2 separate regions of the Homo sapiens genome follow, and region 2 is linked to region 1. The links are chromatin loops, found by intact Hi-C in ENCODE. Cell type or tissue: Caco-2. All regions are shown on one strand. Each heading gives the region's core, and the rest is flanking DNA. Links, peaks and the distances in the headings are about the cores only. Region 1 overlaps GPR39 (G protein-coupled receptor 39). Region 2 overlaps NCKAP5 (NCK associated protein 5).

Region 1 (11,904 bases), core at 1-8,000:
CACAGACTTTTATTTAGAGATGGATAGGACCTTGGAGATCATCAGATCCCATTAGTAATTGTCTGGAATGAGTTTGTTCTTGCTGCTGCTCTCGTTCTTTTCTTCTGGCTCTTTCCTTCTTTCCTATACCAACTGTATGTTAATCGCCCACTGTGTTCTCAGCATAAAGATTGTTGAATGGCAATCAGGTGCTCAATGTGCGATAATGTCCTGGGGGAATTTACCGTTTGTATTTAGCCCATTTTCTCTGCGGTAGGTTTTCAAAGCAGTTCTCGCAAATGTCCTCCTCTCCCAATGAATTTCAAAGAGCTTTTAAAAATAGGAACCTCACTAATTAACTCAAGTTAGGAAATAAATTAATGGAGTGAAGAGGAAGAAATCATGGCCTGCATTCATCAGATTAATTCAATGCAATTTACTTTGTAAGTTTCATAAAACTTGTGCTTTGGGGCATTTTTAACCCAGAACAAATGAACATATAAATTGTTTACAAATCGCTGAATTTAATATAGTAATTTAGTTGTCTTTTTAGTATTTCATTTCACAGATGGGTCAAATTAAAATAAATATTTGCTTATTTCAAACATTTTAAATTTAATGTGAAATGTAAATGGCGACATATCACAAGTAGTTCTTGGAGCTCTTAAGGCAATAAAGAAAACAATTAAGATTGTTCGCCGCTCGTTGTTAAAAATGCTAACTTCTGCATGACAGAAACAAAATTCATAAATCTACGCAAGATGAGGAAGCCCATGTAAAAAATATTAATTTTCCTTCATCTTTCACTATTGTGCCTCAGTCTAGTCGATGTGCTGGGCTGGTGAATAAGGAAAACACATTGGGAACTCTGGGAGAGAAAGAGAGGCTGGGATACCTACTAGCTCTCAAGCAATTTACAGGAGAACACAATAGTGATGCAAAAGTGCACATTCCTGGAAATAGGAGTGTCTTGTCTTGCCTCTTGTCAGCCCAGTGACAAATCAGTACTAGACTTGGTTTCTGTTTCAAGGTTTCAGCCAGTGTGGCATGGTAATATTTGTCCGATGTCAGAACAGAGGTTGCTGGTCTGGATTTCTGCCTCTTCTGGAGGAAAGGAACTGATAATTTGATTATCTGTCCTGTCCCTTCAATGATGAGGATGTGTAAAATGAGACTTCCTTTCAAGCAAGTCTTTCCCCAGACCTCCCATCTTCTCTTTCTGAAGTCTCCTTTGGAGTTGTTCTCAATGCAGATAGCATCCAGGTCTGTGGACACTTGTGTGTGTCTATTGCACACATGGCTTGCTATCAAGTGTCACCCACTCAAAGTGGAATGACAAAGTAATTTTAAAAAAAGCATAGTTTTAATTTGTATAATAACTTTCAAGTGATTGGGACTCAGCTGCAACTACCTCCTAGAGAACTAGAGGGCAGTGATTGGCTTTCAACTATAGTTATGAAAAAAGATTTTACAGACAGTCATGAGGTTATTAAATAAAAGAAACATCATAGAAGATTCATAACTCTAGAATAATTACACTCTTTTGCATTCTGATTTGCTCTCCTGAGTCAGAAGGAAAGGGAAGAAGTTACATCTAGTGGCAGGGATTACACATCAACTTGGTTTGCTCATATTGAATATAGACATTATTCATCACGTGTATTTGGATGGAACAAAGGTTAGCAGTTGCTGCTGAAATGAACTACTCTAAAAATAAGGTTGATATACATTTAGATATTTGTGGCATGGTTCAGGGAGAAGCAAAGAGAAGGAGCTCAGAATCACATCCTCTGGGTTTTTAGACCACAGAATTAGGTCAAACCAAGCAGGGCCAGGGAAGAAGAAGAGAGAGAAGAGAGGGTAGAGGGTAGAGGGGAATGAGATATTGACAGTGGGTCCTCTTTACCTGAGGACAATCGTTACCTGAAAAGAACTCATAAAGTTGGTTCCTTTAAAGTGGGGTTGAAAACATTTGAAAAGAGGTCTCATTGGGACTTGAAAGTGAAAATTATGAAAAGAAATTTATTTGTATGTTACAAATATAAGTTATAGTTACAACTATATATTAATTCTTATAATGATTATTCAGAATGAATCCAATGTGGCTTGAGGGCACAATTTTTCTAACAAAACCATCTGATAACCTTTGTGTTTTATTTTCTCAGTAAGATTATAAAAAGGGCCTCTCTTCATTCTTTGTTATTTAAATCACCCTCATGGAAGCACCTATCCTTGCATTATCCTTATCAGTTTTCCATTCTTTCATAATTATCTGGTCTAATTCGAGCAAATCTTTGCTTGTCAGTGGCGTGGCATTTGAATCATCTGTTTCTTCAGCTTCCTTTTCATTGACTTCATGAAATTCTGTACCCTGTGTGCAGGCCATAACCAAAAATATAATTAATTTAAAAACCAATCCCTATACTCTACTGTATATTTCGTATTACACAGAAGTGGATGCCTTGAAATGCTTTGACAGTGCCCATAAGAATTTTTAGTAGTTGTTTTCTTCACTAGGTTAAATGCTTATCTTACAATCATGTTTTCATCATTAGTTTTCTTAGCAAAGGCTTTTTATTTGATATGAAAGGATATGTCAACACAGTCTTTGAGGGAAATACCATCAACATTAAATTAGTGACTTTTTTAGTGTAAGATATTATTTTGACTCCAATGTTTCAATATTTCAGAAAAAAGTTTTGCCTCAAATATTTTATGTTTATTACCCTATTTGTGATAGCTTTCATAAATTGCAAGTGTCCTGTGATCAGCCTGGCAGACAAATATAATAATGCTGCATTATTTTTATAATCAGGCTGTCTCAAAGATTTCATTTCTCTGTTGGAGAGATGCATAGTTTCCGAGGAAGGGGAGATTGAAATCCCAGTCCCCATTTATTAGCAAGCCTGTTCATCTGTCAGCCTCCTGGGGGCTGCTGAAGTGTAATAAGAGAGGCCTCAGTTGCACAAAGCATTTGGCTTATTAGTGCTAAAACCATTCAGAATAAAAGCCATTTACGAGTTGAGACAGCGCCGTGGAAGAATATTGAATTGGGAGTCAAGGAGCCCCTCTGGCTGTACAAGGCAAGGTCCGCTGGTCTACCATTTGGAGGACACTGTCGACTCCTATCCCTTTTCCCTCTGCACATGTCCCCTGCCAGGCTGCAGCCCTGGGACCACTCAACTGACTCTCCACCTCTACTCTTGGCTATTTACTGAGGACTGGAGACATGATTGGTCATCCTTTCTGCTGCACATTCTTGTAGATGAATAGCTGTCTTCTCATTGTGTCCTGACCTGGCCTTCTCTGCACATGTGTTCTCCTGGTGTCTCTTGCTCTTCTTATAAGGATGCTGGTCTTATCAGATTAGGGCCCCACCCTTACAACTTTATTTTACCCGAATTACCTCCCAAAGGCCCAATCTCCAAATACAATCACACCGGGGCTTAGGCCTTCAACATGTGAATTTGCAGGGGACACAGTTCAGTTTATAACACCCCTTAACTGCCTTATTCCACTGGCTCCCCTTCAAGTTCTTCAAGTGACCATGACTGGCTCTCTTCCCCCATGCTGCCTGTGTATGGGTTGTTTCCTCTGCCTGGCATGCTTTTCTATCTTACTCTATTCTCTACCTGCTCCCCACTTCCATCCCCTTCCCCAGGTTAATATCTTTCTCCTCTCTCAGATCTCCCCAGGGAAACTGGCCCATCCTCCCTGACTTCATTAAACCTCCCACAAAACAAGACTCACTGTTGTCATTTTACATTTAATTGTGCAATTACTCGACTGATGTCTGTCTTCCTTCTAATTCCTTGTGGATAGGTGCATGCCCTAATTTCCCTCAACACTGTACCTCATTCCAGCATAGTGTCTAGACATAGTAGGTAATGAATATTTGTTGACTGAACAAATGAATGAATGAGCCTCAGCTTGGAATTGAGAAGCAATGTTCTGTTTTCCCTTGGGCATGCATTCGTATAGAGGTTTATCATTCCTCAAAAGTGTTCTGGTTCATCTGAACCAAAGATGCTATCTTTGAAAGGGTTATGATTCCTCTGAGGCCTCTGAAGTCAAACCAACATGCAAAACATTTAAGATTTGCTTGCCCCTGAGCAAATGAACACTATGTGCTAATCAGACCCTGAATGTTAGCTTTAACCATGTATATCTGCCAGAAGTAACCGTGAGATGAAAGTGACTAGGGTGGTGAATGGTCCTTGTTAAAATCTATTGAACAAGATGTTAAATGCAATGATACAACTCTACACATTATTTCTTAGCAGGCTCTTTCACCACTTTTTAACAAGGGGTCCTCAAGGTAATGAGGATACAGTGGGGGTGACATTTTGAAAATATTAAACCATGTGTTTATGTCTCCACCTTAAATTGCATCCACTTGCAGCCATCTCTCTCAAGAGTGAGCCACACTTATCACCCCAGGGTAGGAATAAGCAGCTACTGCCTGGGACAAAGGTGTTGTGGATCCATCCTGGGTCCAGAGGATGGAATTACTGACCTCTTTAGCTGGGCAATTATCTTAAAAGCCAGACTTTGTGAAGGATGAAAAAGGATTGCCTAACTTCATATCTCTCCCTTTAATGTATCATGAGCCCAGCCTAGTGGACTGGATCAGCCAGTTCCAGATGAAACCATAGCTAAGGGGTTTGGAATTTATCCTTGGAAGCCATTGCAGGGTTTTAAGAAGTTAAACAGCACAGTTGGATTTCTAGTGCTGCCCCTAGAGTGACAGCATTTGTTGCATTCCAATTTGGGTCAAAGTACAGGCCTGGCTGTGTTTATAGAATAAAAAAACAGACAACCCTTCATTGGAACACAGTTCTGGCAGAGCAGCTGACACTGGTGAGTTCTCCTTTCCATTAGGCAGACCTCTGGCCCTTGGTTTCTCCAAGTCTTGCTGCTGCCACTGTCCTCCATGGCCAGACAGTGACTGCTTCCATTCAGCAACTCCCACTTTCCCAGCACGGAGGCCCAAACCGCCCCCATGTTGCTCAGGCCCTGATTAGGAGGTGGCCCTAGGGAGCTAAACTAGGTCACAGTAGCTCTCACCTGTCATCTCTATTGCTCAATGGTCTATTCGTTCTTCAACGACAATCTCCAGCTACGACCAACTCATATATCTCCCATGACAAAACTTCCTACCACTTACACTAGCATTCTGCATATGATATATCTCAGTGCCTCCCACTTCTTCCATGAAGCCTTCCTGGACTACGACAGCCTATACTGATGTTCCTATGCATGGTGAGCCATCTTAGACATTTCTCAGAAGGGGGCACAGATGATGTCTCTCGACTATATTGGAACTCCCTAAGATCAGGGACCCTTCACTGTTGTACATCTTCAACCTTCCTTACTGGGTTGGGGGCAGAGTAGCCATGCATTGCTTGAGAGATTGATGGATTGAAGTTCTCTGACAGTGGCTGCTGCTCCTGAAATGGAGGAAAAGCACCCTCACTGTGATCCTCAGGCAGCTCTCTTGGCTCTACCTTCCTTTCCTTCTTTCCCTGTGCTAGGCAGAATTCTGAAATGGCCTCCAAAATGCCTGGTCCATAAGGTATACGTATCTTCTCCCAGTTATTCAATCAAACACTAATCTAGTGCTGCAAGGAAGGAAAGTAATTAAGTTCCCAAATCTGTTGACCTTAAAATAGGGAGATTTTCTGTGTGGATTTAACCAAGTCACATGAGCCTTTAAATCTGGGTCTAGAGGTCAGAGGCAGGAGAACTAAGAGTCAAAGCATGAGAGGCATTTGACCAGGGAGAAATTCTCTGTTGCTGGCTTTGGAGATGGAGGGAGCTGGCAGAGAATATAGGTAGGTTCTAGGAGCTGAGCACCAGCAAGAAAATGGGCCCTGAATAAGCTTAGAGGTAAAATTCCCCCCCAGAACTTCTAGAAAAGAATTCAGCCTGGCCTACATGTTGAGAACCCAGGCATACCTTGCCTGGATCTCTGATCTACAGATTTGTGTGCTAATAAATAGGTGTTATTTTAAGCCACTAAATTTTTGATAATTCACTATGTACCAATAGAAAACGAATGGATTCACTGAACTCTGCTGAAAGGAGCTCCCAGGTAAACACATGGCCTACCTTAGTTATAACTTCCAAGACAGGTTCAATCTCCAGAAGCTTCTCTTTGAAAAGTCTCACCTTCCAAGAATTGCCTTTGGCCCAGCCATTCACAGATCCACCAACCACTTGTTGGTCACCTGCTCAGTGCTCAGTGATCTGGAAGTTTAACAAGATCCAGGGCACCATGGAATGTTCACTGGACTTTTAAACTCTCGTTTGGAGAATTACAAAATTTGTGGGTTTGAGTCCCACTGGCTGGATTTTCAGAATGCTGATGCCTTGATAGTCAGAAAGGAAAACAGTATTGAATTGATCTTATAATTATCATCCTTTTGGTAGCTCTATTTCGTCATAGCCTGGCAATGACTAGGCGCTGCATAAAGGTTTGGTGGATAAGCTGATGCCTAGGCAGCTCTGCTGCTTTCCAGAGTCCTCCTCACCAGAAGGGAGATGCCTGTACCCCTCATCATTTGGCTTCAGATGGAAAAAGTGTGTCAGGGAGGAAGCCAACCCTGGTGCTGAAGCAAGTCTGAATAACAGAAATGTCTTGGGCTAACAGACTTTATCATTTTCTGATTTTAGAGCCTTTCCCGATTTAGAAACTTGACAAAAAGTCTTGTTTGTACTTACTGAGTGTAAGAGCCATTCTGGCAAGCAGAGGGTTTAACACTCAGGCCACTGCTTTGCACACCGCAAAGGTGGCTAGGTAGTTGGAGAGCAGTGGTGTTACTGGTACCTAACAGACAGATCGGGAGGCAAGGCTGCAGCATCAAAGTTGCCATTGTACTTGTTCAGTGTCTAACTGTCCATGAAACTAACGGCATGCAGAAATGGGGGCAGGCCCAGCTGGGAGTGATGACGCTCATTAAACTTGCAGAGAGAAGCCACTCTCTTTCTTTAGTGAAGAGGAAAAAGATCAACTCTGCTTTAGAAATAAAACACTTTACACAGGGTGCTTGAGCCAGAGATGAAGTCATTTGAATATATATATATATGTACCTATATATATAATATACATATATAGGTACATATATATATAATATACATATATAGGTACATATATATATATATATATATATATATATATATATGAAATTTTTTTTTTTTTGAGACGGAGTCTTGCTCCGTCGCCCAGGCTGGAGTGCAGTGGCACAATCTCAGCTCACTGCAAGCTCTGCCTCCCAGGTTCATGCCATACTCCTGCCTCAGCCCCCGAGTGGCTGAGACTACAGGCGCCTGCCACCACACCTGGCTAATATATTTTTTTTTATTTTTAGTAGAGATGGTGTTTCACTGTGTTAGCCAGGATGTCTCGATCTCCTGACCTCGTGATCCACCCACCTCCCAAAGTGCTGGGATTACAGGCGTGAGCCACTGCGCCTGGCCTGACTTTACATATTCTATTCTATTTGGTTTTATATATTATATATGTTATATATTGTATGAGTATGTAATATAACATAATATCTTATACATATAATTCTTTGGAGACATATACTCAGCAGAAATAAAATTTCTGGCATATTTTTGAGTCTACTTTCTATGTGCTGCCATTCTGAAGGATTAAATATCACATTGAAATGACAGCTACATCTTTTTGTTTTTTCAGTTACATTTGGAAGAGAAGGATGGGAAGGAGTCTCAGTAAGTTGCCTAGGCTGGAGTATAGTGACTATTCACAGACATGATCATAGTGTCCTGAGGCCTCGAACTCCTGGGCTCAAGCAATCCTTCTGCCTTAGCCTCTTGGTAGCTAGGACTACAGGTGTGCACTACCATACTTGGCTTTTAAGCTGTACTTCATATATATATATAATATATATATAATATAAAATTATATTTAAATATATATATTATATATAGTTATATATATTATATATAGTTATATTTATATTTAAATATATATATATTTAAAAGACAGCTGATGGGTTTTCACTGTTTTTCAAGTTCAAGTTTACCCTTGATAGGGGTGACAAATGAGTCACCTTGGTGATTGAAGCTTGCTGTAGATATCCTCTAGAGAAGATGAAAAAAACTTCTGTAGGAACTAGCTGTTCTCCTTGTTAGACCTGGGGTTTTCCTCATTATTGAATCTCTTACAAGCTGACTTCCTCCAAGAAGCCTGCCTGGACTGGCTTTACCCTTCTCTCATTATTCCAGCAGATCTTCACATTTCATTTGTTTGTTCATTCATCAAGTATTTATGAAACTTAAGTTGTGCTTAACATCGTTTGTACCATAGAGATCAAAATGCTGGTTCCTCCTTTCAAGGAGCTTAATACTTGTCTCATTGGGACATCAAAGTATAAGGGCAGAGCCTTGTAGAAGCCTAAATGTACCACTTGATGCAGGGTCTGGGTTGTGGCTGTTTATGAAGTAAGCTAGTTCTAGTAAATGTTCTGCCAGAACTTTTAATAGACTGGCTAACTGGGCTTCACTCCAGAGATGTTGTTAGTCTCGATATTCACAGTATGGTCCAGGGACCCGCAGCATCAGCATCACCTGGGAAATTGTAAAAGGCAGAGTATTGGGCCACACCCCTACCAGTTGAATTGTAATCTGCATTGTAAGCAGATCCCTGGAATACCTATGTCCTAACATCAGGGTATGAGAAGCACTGATCTACAACACTTGGGGATTCTTTAATGTCAATACTAGAAAAGGGTGAATTGGGAAGGACTAAACTCACTAGTTGTGATAAGAACTGTCAATCACTTGTTGTGTAGTTGTAACAGGTGGGAATTTGCTCCATGACACTTAGACATAAAAAAGTTGCATTATTTCTAAAAAGAAACTTAAATCTGGCTCCAAGCTCTCATTTGGAAGGTGGTGAAAATGTTAATCTTAGTAACATTGGGGGTCGGGGTTTCCCCTTTCTCATGTTGTGTCAAAATTCAAGGGGCTTATGAGATGCCCAGAAAATGAGGCATTGGGTCTGTTGTTCAAAGTTCTTCCTATTGCCAATTCTGCTCTATGATTTTGCTGCCAGGGCTGACCAGAGCACTAGGGCCAGCCAGCCAAAGGGCTGGCCTTTATATTTTATCTTCAATCCTCATAGTATCATTAGCATGAAGGTATCGTTATCCTCACTTTGCAGAACTGCCTGAGGTCATCAAACATTGAGATTGGAGCTGGGATCTGGCATGTTTTGCAGTCCACGTTCTTTACATGAGCAGAGGGTGAGTCTCTCAAAAGAAAACGCTCTGTAGTCTCTCAAAAGAGAATACTCTTCAGTGGGGGAACTTGTTTTGGATGGTCAGTGTCAGGGAGGCAAGAAATTATGATGCCAAGTCTGGTGGATGTTTATCTTGCTTTTAGGCTACCCAGCAGCTTTTGGCTGCTTTTTATCTCTGGGAAATTTCCATCTTTTTGAGTCCTGCTTCCTCAAGATAGTGGTCAGAAGCTTGCTTTCCCAGCATCCCTCACAGCCAGAGTGCAGCATGTGGCCTGGGCTGCGCCAGTCACGTGCACTGGCATGAGAGTCTCATTTGGAAGAGAAGGATGGGAAAGAGCAGTAGCCACATGGACTCTCTTTGGGGTTAAAGCCAGTGTGTGACAAATGGGGTTAAAAGAGTGTAAAGGAGCCTTTAGAGAGAGCAAAGACAGAAAAGCTAAAGACAGCATCCTAAGCCAGATGTTTGCAGCACCTCTACATTGGTGCATTCTGATGGGATAACCTTATGTGATTCTCTGGCCCTCCTAGGGGTTATATGAAATAACTAATAGCCTCATTTCTGGATGAAACTGGAATGGGCTCTGCTGTTTGTCCTAAGAACTCTGCATGTCCAGAAAGTAGGTAATAGAATGATTGGACTGGAGTAGGGAAATCTAGAAGGTAGCAGTGATGAATTTAGACTGAAAAGTAGACTGAGTTAAATATGGAGGAAGTTGATAGCTAGGCTAATGGATTCAGACTATGTATTGGAGGCCATGGGAGCCATGGAAAGCTTTTGAGAAGAGGAGTGGCAGGAAGGAGTGCAAAAACACTGATGTGGCCATGTGGCCAAGGTGTGTGTTGCTGGCAGAGAGAGGCAGTGTGAGGGGCACAGGTGTGGAAGTGATCATGGGTTCTGATGACGGTTTGTGGTTAGGTTTAGTCATGAAGGGGTGGTAGTTATCAACCCTGCTAAACATTACAATCACCTGTGGAACTATTAAAAATGCCCTACTCCAGTCTATTTATATCAAAACCTTTGTGGGTGGAGCCCTGGACATTGGCATTATTTAAGCCTTCAGGTGACTCCAATGTGTAGCCAGGGTTGAGAATGGGAGAAGAAGGAGCTGGAAAGGCAGGCTGGGGGTGGCTGGGGAGACCTTGACTTTAGTAACTGTGCCAAGGTTCTTTGACTAGAGGCCACCAAACCGGATTCTTCTTATTTAGCAAGTAAGAAGGAATTTATTGGAAGTATGGGAGGTAGCTCACTGAGTCAAAGGGAAGGCTAAATAAAGAACCAGATTTATCAGGGACCTAGGGAGTAGAAATTCATGGACCACCAGCTTGGGCTCTACCATCAAGAAGGTATCAGCTTCAGGCATCATCCCATCTTTGTTGCCACTCCATCCAGGGATGAGAACCTTGTTGGACTGGCTAGGGCTGCTCATCCAGCCCCTGTGAGGCTGAGATGAGGGCAGGTGATGGACAGTGCCGTCAAGACTGCATGCAGTGAGAGGCGTGGTCCCCAAAGGAGACCCATGTTCTACCCAGGAGAGCGGGTTACAGAGCCAGGGAGCAGAAACAACAGACACCCCCTGTGGGGACCTTCGTAAGCTTAGTGATGTGCTCTGACATTGTTGAGTTCCTTCTTTGTTCCATGCAGACTTTCCCCAGATTCTATTCTCTCTTATATCCCTGGACTTCCCCTTCCCCCTGGCTGAGTCCTGGGTGATATTTCCCAGGGATCTGGTCATCTTAGTGCATGAGCAGTTTAGAGGGGTGGGGAGGAGGGGTCAGCAGCAGAGCCTCCTGCTTCTGAAATGCTGCTGCCAGAAGCTGGTTGGTGCCAAATCCCCAGGGCATGTCTCCTGCCTTGTAAGCTGACTCACTCACTCACCTAGGTCACTCACTGACCAAGTATCAGGTTGTGGCTGCTCATTACCATGAAATCAGGTTGTATTTGAAACTTGGCCTGGAAAACAAAGATCTCTGGCTGTGCTTCAGCATCAGATGCAACACCTATTTCTAGAATTGGGCATTTTCTAGTTATGTCTTAATATGATATTGGCCTTAAGCCAGGACTCCTTATTTCAGATGTAAGATCCTACCTTTGATGTCAAGCATATTGACCATGGAAAATAGGAAACATATGAGTTGCATTCATTGCCTTCTGGAAATCTAAAAAGTTATTTAAGAAAGAAAAACTAGTAAAATTTATTAAAGTTTTGTTCATAAAATGTTTTAGTTTCACATTGGAATGCTGATTGATCTTTGATTTTGATGTCAGTCACATTCTGTCTCTAGGGCAGTTACTGTTTTCTCTCCCTGCAAATTGAGAGGCCAGGAGGCTGCTCTCCAAGGCAGCTTCTCAGAGTCTTCACTTCTCTTGGTGATGTTTTTTTGAACGAGAGTCACCATACGCCAGGTGAGCCTTCCCCGTGGAACTTGGCAGTGAGCTGTGTGCATTGAGAATATGTGGAGGGAGTGTGGTGTGTGTGGACTTCACATTCAGTGGGTAGGGCCTAAGTATGTGACTACTGTATCTTAAGTGGTGGGGATGATGGCAAATGGGGAGTATATTAGTTTCCTGTGGCTGCTGTAACAAGTTACTACACATTTGACGGCTTAAAACAGTAGACATTTATTTTCTCACAGTTCTGGAGGCCAGAAGTCCAAAA
Region 2 (11,904 bases), core at 1-8,000, 430 kb after region 1:
GATATAATAATATATGATTCTATTATTCCTTGGCATAAACATGTTTCTAGGGCAAATGATTTGATCATGTTACTAGGTTATTAGATCCATGTCCTTATTCAGGGAAATATCTATTATGCCCACAACAGTGTTGTCTATAACTCTGATTATTTGGACACCACCCAAATGTATTGAATTTGATTTTTCCAAGGTGTAGCACATTGTCAAGTCCAAACAGACCATTAAATGTCTTTTAATTGGCTGATTCATTGAACACCACTGCAATATCCTTTCCTTATGTAGGCCTGGGAAAAGTCATGAAGTGACATTTGGAAGTGAGGGCCTAAGCGGGCAGTGGGTAATTTAAGGCAGGAAGCTTTGGACCGGAGAGAACCCTGGCTAAGAAGAAGCCGCAGCCTCTAGGGGCTCATCTCCCTGTTTGTAAAACAGCACTAATACCCTGGGCCTATTGTAAAGATGCAGTGAGATGCCTTCTGCTTGCTAAAAAGGTATAGAACAATCTCAAAGCTTTATCAATGTAACTACAAGGTATCTGTTTGGGAAATGGCATATTTGACCACACTGGCCTTCAGCCAACCCAGTTTCATAGAAACACTTTGCTACCTTAGTACAGCACATGTTAACCTGCTAGAACTGCAGGGACTACTTCTCCTAATGAGACACTCTTGCAAAGATTCTCAGGCTCCTTTTAATTATGTTATTTTACAGAAACTCTGCTGATCCTTCTGCTTTCCTACTTCTGAGGTAGGAAAGGGCAGAGATTTATCAACCACAGAGTATGGCTGGAGGCAGTGGTGACATGTTTGTGTGGCCTTTCTCCGGTCACCAGTGAGTCACAGTGGCATCGGCTTCCTATCAGGGTCTGTGACATACAGGGCAATGTCCGTCATTCCAGTGAGACTCCTTGCAGGTGAATGGCCTTCCAAATTTTTCAGAAAAGCATTTTTTTTCAAGCATTTTTTTTTCTGTTCTTGATTTTGAGATGTTAGGCCGACAGTGATTGACAGAAACTGACCCAGGTAAGACATACAAACTGCTTTAAAGGCGGAAAAGTTTGCTAGAAAGCTATTGCATGAAGATGGTTTTATGAACAGGAGACTTGGTAACATTTCCTCGGTCTCTCAAGTTTCACAAAAGTGCACTATCATCTCATCTGTCTGGAGATTTCTATTAGGATTTTTGAAAACTTGACCTGAGCTTGTGTGTGCTTGTATATGAGGTAGTAGATGGAAGTGGGGTGTGTCTTTTTGCCTTTGAATCTGGCCCAACTGTTCTAGTGCAGCCAGGTGTAAGCTATAAACCAGTGGCATTAGGATATGAGAGTATCTTGCCCTGAGAATCTTTATCTTCATCCCCCTGATCACACTGGGGGCTACTGTGAGCCCAGTCCCAGTGTATTTCTGAGCAGCTGCAGCAGGCCAGGCACAACTGAAGGTTAACCCCGCTTGCCTCTAGGGTCTGGCCATCCCGGGCTGCACGGGGCTTCAGTGGCCTTCCTGCAGTTCTCTTCCCAAGGAGGCTCAGCCTGTTCTGGTTTTGCTAAGAGACCCTGGATGCGTCTATTTGCCTCGTTGGTATCTACCCTCCCCTCCCTTCCTTGACCCATGCAGCCAAGATTCAGGACTTCAAAGACATCCTTCCTTCCTGCAGCCCGACAGGTTAAAGATTTGTTCCCAAGTCTCCTGAAGAGCTGCGTCAGATTGCAAATCACTGGCCAGTTCCAGAAAGCTGCTCCCAAGTGTTTCAGGGCAGCTCTTAGACCAGTGCACCCTCGTGGTAAGAGAGGTGACAGAACAAAGCCAGAATTGCTTTTCATTTCTGGAAACACTAGTCTTTCATGTCAGAGTTTAGGTTACTTAATCTTTTCGTGCCGGGAATAAGATTTCCCTAGTGTGACATCTGCTGATAGCAATGGACAGTCCATGATTTCCAGCGCCAAGAAATTAATACTCTAATCTGCATAATCAAATCCCCAGGTAAGCATCACCATTCCTTTCTCAGTACTTTCTGTCCCTTGCATTTCCAAATCCTTCTATTTATCCAAAACTCAGAATGAAAATGTAGTGCTTAATAACAATTTTTACTAGGGGAGTTTTTAGGTTACTATGATAGACATTTACTGCACAAAATTTACTAAATTCAGGATAATCAGGTTTTCTTATGTGTTTGAAATATGATAAAAATATATATCGCCTGAATGTTTCATGCTACAGGGTGCATTTTGTGAATTTACACTTCAATCACTTAGTCTACTGCAATATAATGTTGATTTATGTTCAGGGTTTGAACCTCTATTCAATGTTGAAATCCTTAAAACAAACTTTAGACACAGAGGGCTCTTCACTTTTCCATTAGACTTCTTAATCCAGTTTAACTATATCCTTCTTCAGTTAAAAAGCTAGAAAGAAGTGTTGTTGAAGGTCACAGTGACAGAAATTTCAGCCAGCATGACACTCCTGGAGGTTATTGTTTTCCTACAGAGCTGGATGAGTTAATCTGGTATTGTTGCAAGAGGTTGGGAAGGCCAAACAAGGCCGAATCAGGGTAAGACAATTTTATAGTCTTACAGCTATAATTAAATCCAGGACCTGGGATCAATGTAAATATAAATCCCAGTATTAGTCCTGAATTTAGTTCACAAATTGCTTTTTGGAAACTGTTACCCTAGCAAACTCCTATTTATTCTTCAAAGTCAAGGTTAGCTGTGACCACACCCTAGAAGGCTTTCCTGACACCCAGAATAGTGTTTGTCACTTTTTCCTCTGAGGACCTTGGATGGTATATGTTTCTGTTGCATTTACTACTCTACTGCACAACTGTTTGTTTATATTATCTATCTCCTTATTAAATGATGACCTTTTTAAGTCTGAAACTGTGTCTAAACTATCTCTGTGTCCTCAGGAGCTAGTACACTACCAAGGACATAGTGCTCAATGAATTTTTGTTGAAATAATGAATAAAGCAATATATTCTGGCTGTCCCATGAATATGATTGTGCAGCATAGTGCCCAGGTGTTCTGAGCACATGCACCAAGTTTTAAATTAAACTGCCACCACTTTCAGGGCAGAGAAAGAAAAGCAGGTTGCAGGCCAATTCTGGTCCATGGTTGCCTTATTGGGTTTCCTCAGTGTCATTAAATAGCTGAACTAGGTGTTAGCCAACATTTAAAATTTGAGAGACTACATGCAAAAGTCTGCATTTCTAGCTTCTTACAATTTTCAAAGCTATGGCGACATCTAGCTAGCATTTCCATGGGGCCTAACTGGCTGGGGCTGGCTGCAGGGCACACAACTTCCTTTCCTGCTTCCTTCACCTGGCTTAGCCCCTTAAGGCATCTGATCTCCGAGCATGAGAGTTTTCATTGTTTTGGTGAGAGGATGGTTTATGTAAAGCCAGCCACATAGTAATACAGATTGACACATATGATGGGAAGTCAGCCATGTGCTCTTGAAAGCAATTAATACCTATTAATACAATTAATACATATATCTAATTTTAGGAGGATATGAAGAATAGAAATTTAGGTGCCTTCCATTAAGTTACTTAAAATTTAAGAGGGAGTAGAATGGGGAGATAAAAACCCATGAAACAATATGGAAACATCAGTCCCCCTGACCAAAGGCACATTCATATAATACAATCTCTACAGCTTACGGAGCCAACAATTCCAAGACAGAACCTATGTCTGCAGTCTCACTGGCCACAGGAAGAAATAAAACAAAACAAATAACAACAAAACACCTGAAACTCATTTAAAAGGAGAGATAATTTCCCCTAATTATCCTGACCCATCTAAACATAATATTTCAAAGCTTGCCTTCTTCACTTTAAATACACAGCACCCTAAGCACTGCTCTCACTCCCTTCTGCTCTTCCCTCCCTTGGAGCCACTTCATTTGTGAAACCACCTCCCTGTACCTCTGTTACAAGCATTTCCATTTGCCTGGTTTCACGTAATCCTTAGTTCACTCAGCATTTATTGAGGCTCACGTGTATTCCAGTTGTGTACTAGGAGGATTCAAAGGTCAAAACAAGGTTTTTGTCCCTAAGAAAATAAAGGCCAAATCAAGCAAGAAAAGAGTAGGAATCCTACCTTGATTTCCTTATAACAGACCACATACACCTTACGTGATAATGCTGACTATAAGCTGATGGGAACACAACATTTAGTCATGATGCATGGACTGGTAAGCTCTGGGTCTTGTTCAAAGAAAAAAAACACACCCCTCAATTGCTTTGGGAATGAAGAGCAAAGGTATGCAAAAAGAATTGTAGCATACTTACAAAGTAACATATCAATGCTGCCAGGACTTAGTGAGCAAGGTGTGAGTAGGAGATTGAGTGGGGCAGGGAGTTGTGATCTTATTCCAGGAGTACCTCCAAAGCATATGAATTTAGAAACCAGATTGTGAGGAAGAGAATTTCTCATGCCTTTGCACAGTGTATTCTTTCTGGATGGCATTTATACTTTCTCTTGTCCACCTGGAGTCACATGGAGGCATGGCTTCCTCTGCTGGGCCTTCCCCAGGGCCCTCTGCAAGCGGAGCTAGGATTCCACTTGCCCCACGCCTGTCTCTGCTCAGCTGCTATAGCTTCCCACATGCCTTTTAGAACATCATTTCCCTTTCAGGCTTAATTGTAGACCACAGGCCCTTGAGCAAATGCATTTTGCCATGGACTCCTCAGCACTGACATTACTTTGGGTGCTCCCAATTTGGTAATCGAATGAAGAGGAGTGGCAGGGGTGGGGTGGGCAGGAGTAGAGTAGCATTTTGAACAGAAAAATGACATACAAAGTGGAACAGTTGAAGGAAAACCTATGTCATGCTCTGTGGAGTGAAAGTATTTCTGCTTGGCTGAAGTAAAGAATTTGTGTCAGGAAAAAAAGAAAAATGAGGCTGTTGAAGTGTGAAGCAAGTCTATAGAGGGTCTTGGGCATATTATGAAGAGGGAAAAATCACATCTTGCCATAACCCTGATGATTCTTTCTTGTCTTTTGTATAGCTCTTACTTGATCCCAAACCAACCTCACGTGTTACATCTCATCATCGAAAGCCTTGCTCTGCAGGAACTGTGTGATTTTTCAAAGTGTCCCTTACCTCTCAAAGGGGCCACTTTCTGCACGTCTGGCAGGTTAATATCCTTTCCAGTGCTTAGTGCATGACACAGAATACCTGCTGCACATTCTCCATATGTTTTCATGTCTGGCCAGTGCCCATAATGAAACCACCAATGTCCTGTAACCATGCAGGATGACAGGCTCACCACCAGTGGATACTCTGCCATCTGAGCCCTGGTGTTACTCAGCATCCCTGAAGCATCACTGGCTGCTCCTCCTGTCACCCTGTGGGTGTTTCTAAATTAGATATCAGGTTTGTAGGGCAGGACTGGAGGCGCCTCCATGGCTGGTCCACACAAACAGCCAAGGGGCAGAGTTCATCCATTCCAGAAACTCATAAGGTGAACTTATATCCCAACAGCGTGGGAAGCCAGGTAGATGCTTCAAACTTGTGTGGATGTTCTTGCCTCTTCTCCCAACTCCTTCTTAGTTTGTGTCTCAAGAGAGGCCAGAATCGATCAGAATGAAAAGCTTCCATCACAGAAACTCAAGAACCACAGTTCCATTCTTTACCTTCTTCTTTACTCACTCACCTACCCCTCCCTTATTGCTCTCACCACAGGCTACCTGCTTAACTAGTCTTTTTTCTTTTCATCTTTTTGTCTCACTTCAACTACATATATGTGAAAGAACCCCAAAGGCAGATGTTTTGAAAAAGCAAAATACATACATTTAAAAGTGTATAATGGTTGGGTGCAATGGCTTATGACTGTAATCCCAGCACTTTAGGGGGCTGAGGCAGGTGGATCACAAGGTCAGGAGATCAAGACCATCCTGGCTAACACAGTGAAACCCCATCTCTACTAAAAATACAAAAAATTAGCCAGGCATGGTGGCGGGCGCCTGTAGTCCCAGCTACTCGGGAGGCTGAGGCAGGAGAATGGCGTGAACCCGGGAGGCAAAGCTTGCATAGACCACTGATACTACATGAACTCCAGTATGGGGAAAGTTCACTGAGGACTGCTGAGGCCCTGGCTGGCCCCTTGCTGGGACAGCTGTTTCTTATATGTTATTTTCCTTTATTTCACAGCTGGATCTCACAGTGGGATGCTTGGCTTGTGGACAGGTGGAAAGGAAAGTGTGCAGTGTCTTGCCAGATCAGACTCATGGATAGATTTACACTGAAAATAAAGACTAAGAGAAAAAAAAAGCGGAACAAGTAGAATGTAAAAGCCCTCTCATCTTACTGGAAATAATGATATAAAACACTAGCAAAAACAAAAAGTCCGCATTCTAAGAAGTAACAGCAAATTTTTGCACCTTGGTTCTAAGCTGTCAGATCCTCCACTGTTGATGTGAATCATCTACCCTATAAAATTCTTTTCTTCCTAACTTGGCCTAAGGATATCAGTAGTAGGACTTTTTGAAATATCAGATGAAAAAGAAAAGAAAACATTGTCTTAATCTAAGAATACGAGAATAATGTCCCATCAGGATAATGGTTACACAGGTATCCCAAACAAGTAAAAGACAGAACACATAGGAAGGGGAAAATCTTAGATGCCGCATTTCAGAAATGTGTAAAGATGGTAGGCTCCTTATTGGGATTGTACTGCAGAAGCCCTCTGATCTGACTCAATCCTAGGTGAGCCAGTTAATTCAAATGTCACCTAGAATAGGGAATCAGAAAATTTGTCCTCTTACTCATTTATGTTCCACGCAGAGGGAGCACCAATTGGAGGCGAAAGGGGGGACTTAATTTCAACAGATTTTCAGGTTTAAATCCTTGGTCTGTCAAATACCTGCTACAGGACTTAGCCTGTCTATGCCAAAGTATCCCCATTGGTAAAACGGGTGCAATGATAGGTCCTACCCCATGGGACTGTGATAAAGATGAAATTGGTGAGTGCTGTAAAGTTTGTAGAATAGAGTCTGACACATGGTAAGCACTACTATGTATTTGGTAAGTGACATTTTTGGTAGGGCCAAGGCTGCTTCTTTGCTTAGAGATCTTTTTGTTGGAATCTTCCATTATCTTTTTTTTTTTAATTTGGCATCAACACACACTTTATACATTGTCTATGATTCCTAATTTTTGTTTTCCTTAACAATGGTACAGGAACTTAAAGGCATTTGAGGAGCAGTTTGCATGCAGAATTGTTCCACATTTAATACAATTTCTGGTCTCCCACAATTTATTTTTATAGTTAGACAACTATATTTAATGTGATCACAAATACTACTTTAGCAGACCTACTAAGTTACAAAAATAACTCATTCTTGGCAAGTATTCAGCTCAACTGGTAAGACAAATAAGTGTACATGGTAGAGAGCTCTTTACTAGCTGCCAACATTCATTAAGTTGAGGGCATTGTTCAGTGTGATTTGAAAGGGGGAATGCTGAGCATCAGTGAATCCAGACAAGTAGGTTCAAATGAGCTTAGTTAGGAGATTCCAGTCTCTGTAAGAACATTACTTTTGGATTTTGTTTGCTATCCCGCCATCTCAATTCCTTGGAATTTAGTTCCAATGTTGATTTTAATATGGAGGGGGGTCTTGTTAATCTGATTTATTGCCACCCATAGTCCCAGAGATATCATTCTAGAAAATGAAATCAATAGAGAAGTTTGTTGTCAATCTTAAGATTTTAATTTCAGCTTAGGCCTTTCTTATTTCCATCATGGACCTGGCTCCCTTTGTAAGTTTACCAGAATCTGTCAACTAATCCTCAGAGCACTCCCTTTCTGTCTCTCCCACATAAGAATTTGCTAAATGATATCCATATAACCTCTTATTCTGTATTTTTAAGGGACAAAGAATTGGCTGTTTCTTATAAGTTATTTTCCTTTATACTATTTATAATTTGTCTACCTAAATCACAATGTGTTCATAACTCTTCTTTCTGTATTTCTTTTCAGGTAGCAACTTTGGAATATAGAGAATCATTAGGCTGTATTCAACAAATAATAACTAATGCAGCCTTCTAAGAAGTGCAAAAAAACTACTTAGAAATCTGCTATAATGAATCCAAAGACCATGGGCAGCAGCTATAGGGTCAATAATATTTGGAACCAGGGACACACTGGTGGATTTGCTGCCCCCACCCACCACATCCTCAGACATACTGGGCTGGAACACATGACTGTGTAGTGCCTCAACATTCATGTAAGACAGGAAAACTTCAAAAGAGGTGGGAGCACAAACCTCTCTTAAGTTTATGCAAAATAACTCTCCAGAACAATGAATTATTATTTGTTCATTATTCCACTCAACGCATAATGACTGAGCATCCATAGGTGTAAAGCAAGTTTGGAATGATTGTATTTTAGCTCCACTGTATATATTTTGTTTCTCAAACCCTAAAGTACTATCAGAAAATGAAAAGCCATGAGTGAAATAATTAACACACCATCTGAAAAGCCAGTCATGTCCTCTGTCTTGGATTATGAGCTCCAAGATGTTAAGAGGGCAGGTATCACACTTTATATCATTATTCTTCACAGAACTATTAACAGCCCATCTTTTATAAATATTATTTAAATTAGAATGGCTCCTGGAGGGAGTACTATTTGGGGAGAAATATGAAGTGTGTTGGCTGAAAACACCTAATGAATAAACACTGATGTCTATTGTTAGCATACACATCATCCCCTGATCTCTGAGTATGAATTTAAGAAATTTGTGACAGCCAATGAAAATGCTTATATACCCATAGCACGTGTGTTTACCATGCAAATAAATGATCACAATTCATAAACAGGGACTGTAGAGTCTTAAACACTACTTCAGAAAGGCCTCAAGTTACAACAGGCAGAACAGAAAAAAAATCAGGAACATGCAACAGCTTTTAAAAGTAATTCTAATATTGAATCTTGATGATGAGATTGCAAAAGAAACACAATTTTTTATAAATGCAAGATCCCCTATGACAAATATTTACGGTGGTCAGGAACAGAAAACAGAATAGAGATAGATGACTTCGCTCCCACCCCACAAAATTTTTGAGTCATAAATTATGAATTATGTTCAAACATATAAGGCAGAGAGGAAATTAATTTAGGAGATGAGATCTATTTTATAATTCAGAGAGCTGTTTTATTTTAATTTGGGGGGCAAATTACATTTTGATGTTCAGCTTACCGAACATCTTTCTTTCTCTGAAATGAATTACAATTTCCCGTTATTTCTCTGAGGAGTCCTAAGATTTTTATTCCAAAATTCAGAGGGTAAATTAGCAACACAGTCTGGATCATTTGGAAAAATACCGTCCAGCAGAGCTTTCCACAATGATGATAATGTTGTCCACGTGTGCTGTCTACTAAGGTAGTCCCTGGCCACATGTGGCTTTTGATGACTGGAAATGTGGCTAGTTGGACATAGAAACTTAATTTTAATTTAATTTAAATTTTTAAAATTAAAATTTAAATAGCCCTACATGGCTAGTGGTTATAGTGCTGGACAGTATCATCCAGATGACCACAGGATGGACAAGGACCTTCCTCTCAGCCAATTAGACCACGCAGTGGTGGGCCGCCCTTTGCACATTGCACACTGCCCCTGTGAAACCTCGATGCAGTCTTTGACAGCTTAGCCTCAGAAGGGCTTGGGGGCAAAGCTCATGGGAGCTTGTTTAAGCAAATATACACATTAATAGGATCACAAAGATCGGAAACAGCAAAGGTCAGCCCTGCAGACCCCTCTCCCCATTCATATGTTTCCCTGCAGTGGGACATATTCTCTAGTGCTTTGTCAGGAACAGCTTCAAATCGACTCAAATGGCTTGACTTTCCACAGCTTTCCATGTTATGAAGGCAAGTAAAAAAAAATAGTTCAGTGAGAGCACTTAGAAAAAGACAACCTGTAAAAATACTGAGATAGAAACAGGAGACGTTCTGTTATAAGAAGGAACTCTGCATAGAGAGAGATATAAAAGAAAAACAAACCCCACATGTATTTTTGATCATAAAGAGTTTGAAATAAAAAAAATGTGCTTTGGCACTACATAAAATTCTTCCTTGATTATCACAGTATGCAAGATTACTAATGCTGGTCCCCAAAGCAATCAATTATTTCCTAACTCCTTTCCATGGTTCCATTTAGTTTACTACAGAACATCTTCTGATTGTCCCTTTTGCCTGTTTATTATTTGTTAGTGCATTTCCTTATCTGCATGTAGCTTTAAAAAGTCAAGAACTTCAGACACCTTCAAATTTAATGACATAACTTGAGAAAGGAAAGAATTGGGATTCTGATGCAATATGCCTTGCTCATGAAGATGTTGCTAACTTCTGAACTTAAGTAACTTCCTGTCAATAGCATTTCAGTAGCAAAGATTGTTTTCCAGATAAACACATACCTGGAGGAGCAGATCAGAAGTGGGTCTGACTCGCTGTTGGAATAGGATGCTTAGTGTTCGATTCTGCTGTTCCAAATCAAACACTCTTGTTTTCAACTTCACACATTCCTCTCTTAGATCCTACAACAAACACATCGAAGGAGGAAAAAGTCCATAACTGAAAGATGTCTTTGCATATTATAACCATATTTTATATATCTCAGATCATTAGTAAAAAACGGTATTTTTATTCTTCAAAGCCCCCAGAAGTAAATCACATACGTTTTCGTCCACAGACCATTGTCTGATAGAATTATTATGTGCAAAGAAGACCAATTTTTTTTAAAAAAGCACCTTGAAATCAGAAATGCATTAATCTAGCATGCTATTTTTGAAGACAGTAAATCTTAGCGATATGAAGTCAATTTAAGTTTCCGCCTATATATTTTGCCTTTTCACTGTCTTTATAAAAGCAATCATAGAGCACAAACCACAAGGACAACAACAGTGTTTCTGCAGGGAATAGAGATTTGATGAGCTAAAGAAACTATCATTTCTGATGGAGTTTTTCATTGTCATTTGTGAAAACAAGTTGAAATTCTCGGTGATGGGGCTAATAGAGTCAGTGATGCATTTAGCGGGAGAGAAATAGCTCCGAAGAGATGGCTTTTAAAAGGCCACTTGCCACTTGCCCATCCTCTGAACTCATGGATTTCCATACCTTCTGGGGCTTTCTGGTCTCAGTGCTGGGTAAGAAGCACACTTAGCCCATTCTGGCATCTGTTTGGAGCAGCTCTTTTGAATAGTTCAAACACCACAGAGACCTTTTCCCCAGCTCATGGAGGAAGCTGATGTACTAGAACTGCCTTCCAAACTGACTGCAATAAAGGAACTTGCGGTACTTAAATATCTATGCCCTTTTTGATGGAATTCAAGGCAGACGCAGTAGAATAAAACCCAAATTCAAGGTTCTTCAAAAGCTGACCCTTTTCTGCATTTCAAACTATCTTTCACTACTTCCTGATGTTAATAAAAAAAAAAATGTCTTCTGTTCTCACCAAGCAGAGAACAAAGGTCTGGCGTGTTGTTCTCTAAAGCTCTACGCATTCCTTCTACCTTCTTCTCTTTTCCTTCCACTGCCACTTTTCCTTCTTATCCACCTTCTTCTTTCAGCCCATATTTGGCTCTTTGATTGAAGTACAGTTCAAACTTTATCACCTCTCTGACCTTTTACCTGGCATCCCTCAATACCTGCTCCATTTTCTGAACTCCCATCAGCCCTCAATGCCTCCTTTGTGACGGTTAGCATATATTACTCTGTATTCATTTTATCGTTTGTGCTCTAGACTTGTCAATTACACGACACATTTTTCACCAGACAAGCTCAAGAAGATACTGAAATAACCACACCAGCATATTGCTCTTACATTGTTTTTATTCCATCACCTAGCACAATGCCACACATAGTAGGAGCTTAATAAGTGCTCACAATTATTTTGCTAAAGGGGA

Evidence for each region. A loop is a pair of places that touch in the nucleus more often than their neighbours do. Peaks named below come from ENCODE experiments on the same cell type or tissue, not always from the same donor. Only the 100,000 strongest peaks of a DNase experiment are listed, where the experiment ranks them.
Region 2: it touches region 1 in a loop (2.5-fold over the local background); 1 of 110 quality-filtered maps calls a loop at or near these places.

What each region holds. Positions count from the first base shown.
Region 1 is chr2:132,420,003-132,431,906 of GRCh38, forward strand. The region is part of intron 1 of GPR39 (G protein-coupled receptor 39); the gene reads left to right. Among named protein-coding and RNA genes, the nearest start is that of MIR9986, 7.8 kb to the right of the region's middle. RefSeq lists an enhancer at 1-464. In Caco-2, for the core only: no CTCF peak of the experiment used is centred there; a DNase peak (open chromatin) is centred at 4,669.
Region 2 is chr2:132,850,076-132,861,979 of GRCh38, forward strand. It overlaps NCKAP5 (NCK associated protein 5), which reads right to left. Exons shown (of 20, transcript NM_207363.3): 11 at 10,417-10,536. Among named protein-coding and RNA genes, the nearest start is that of NCKAP5-AS1, 60 kb to the right of the region's middle. RefSeq lists an enhancer at 9,561-9,855. In Caco-2, for the core only: no CTCF peak of the experiment used is centred there; no DNase peak of the experiment used is centred there.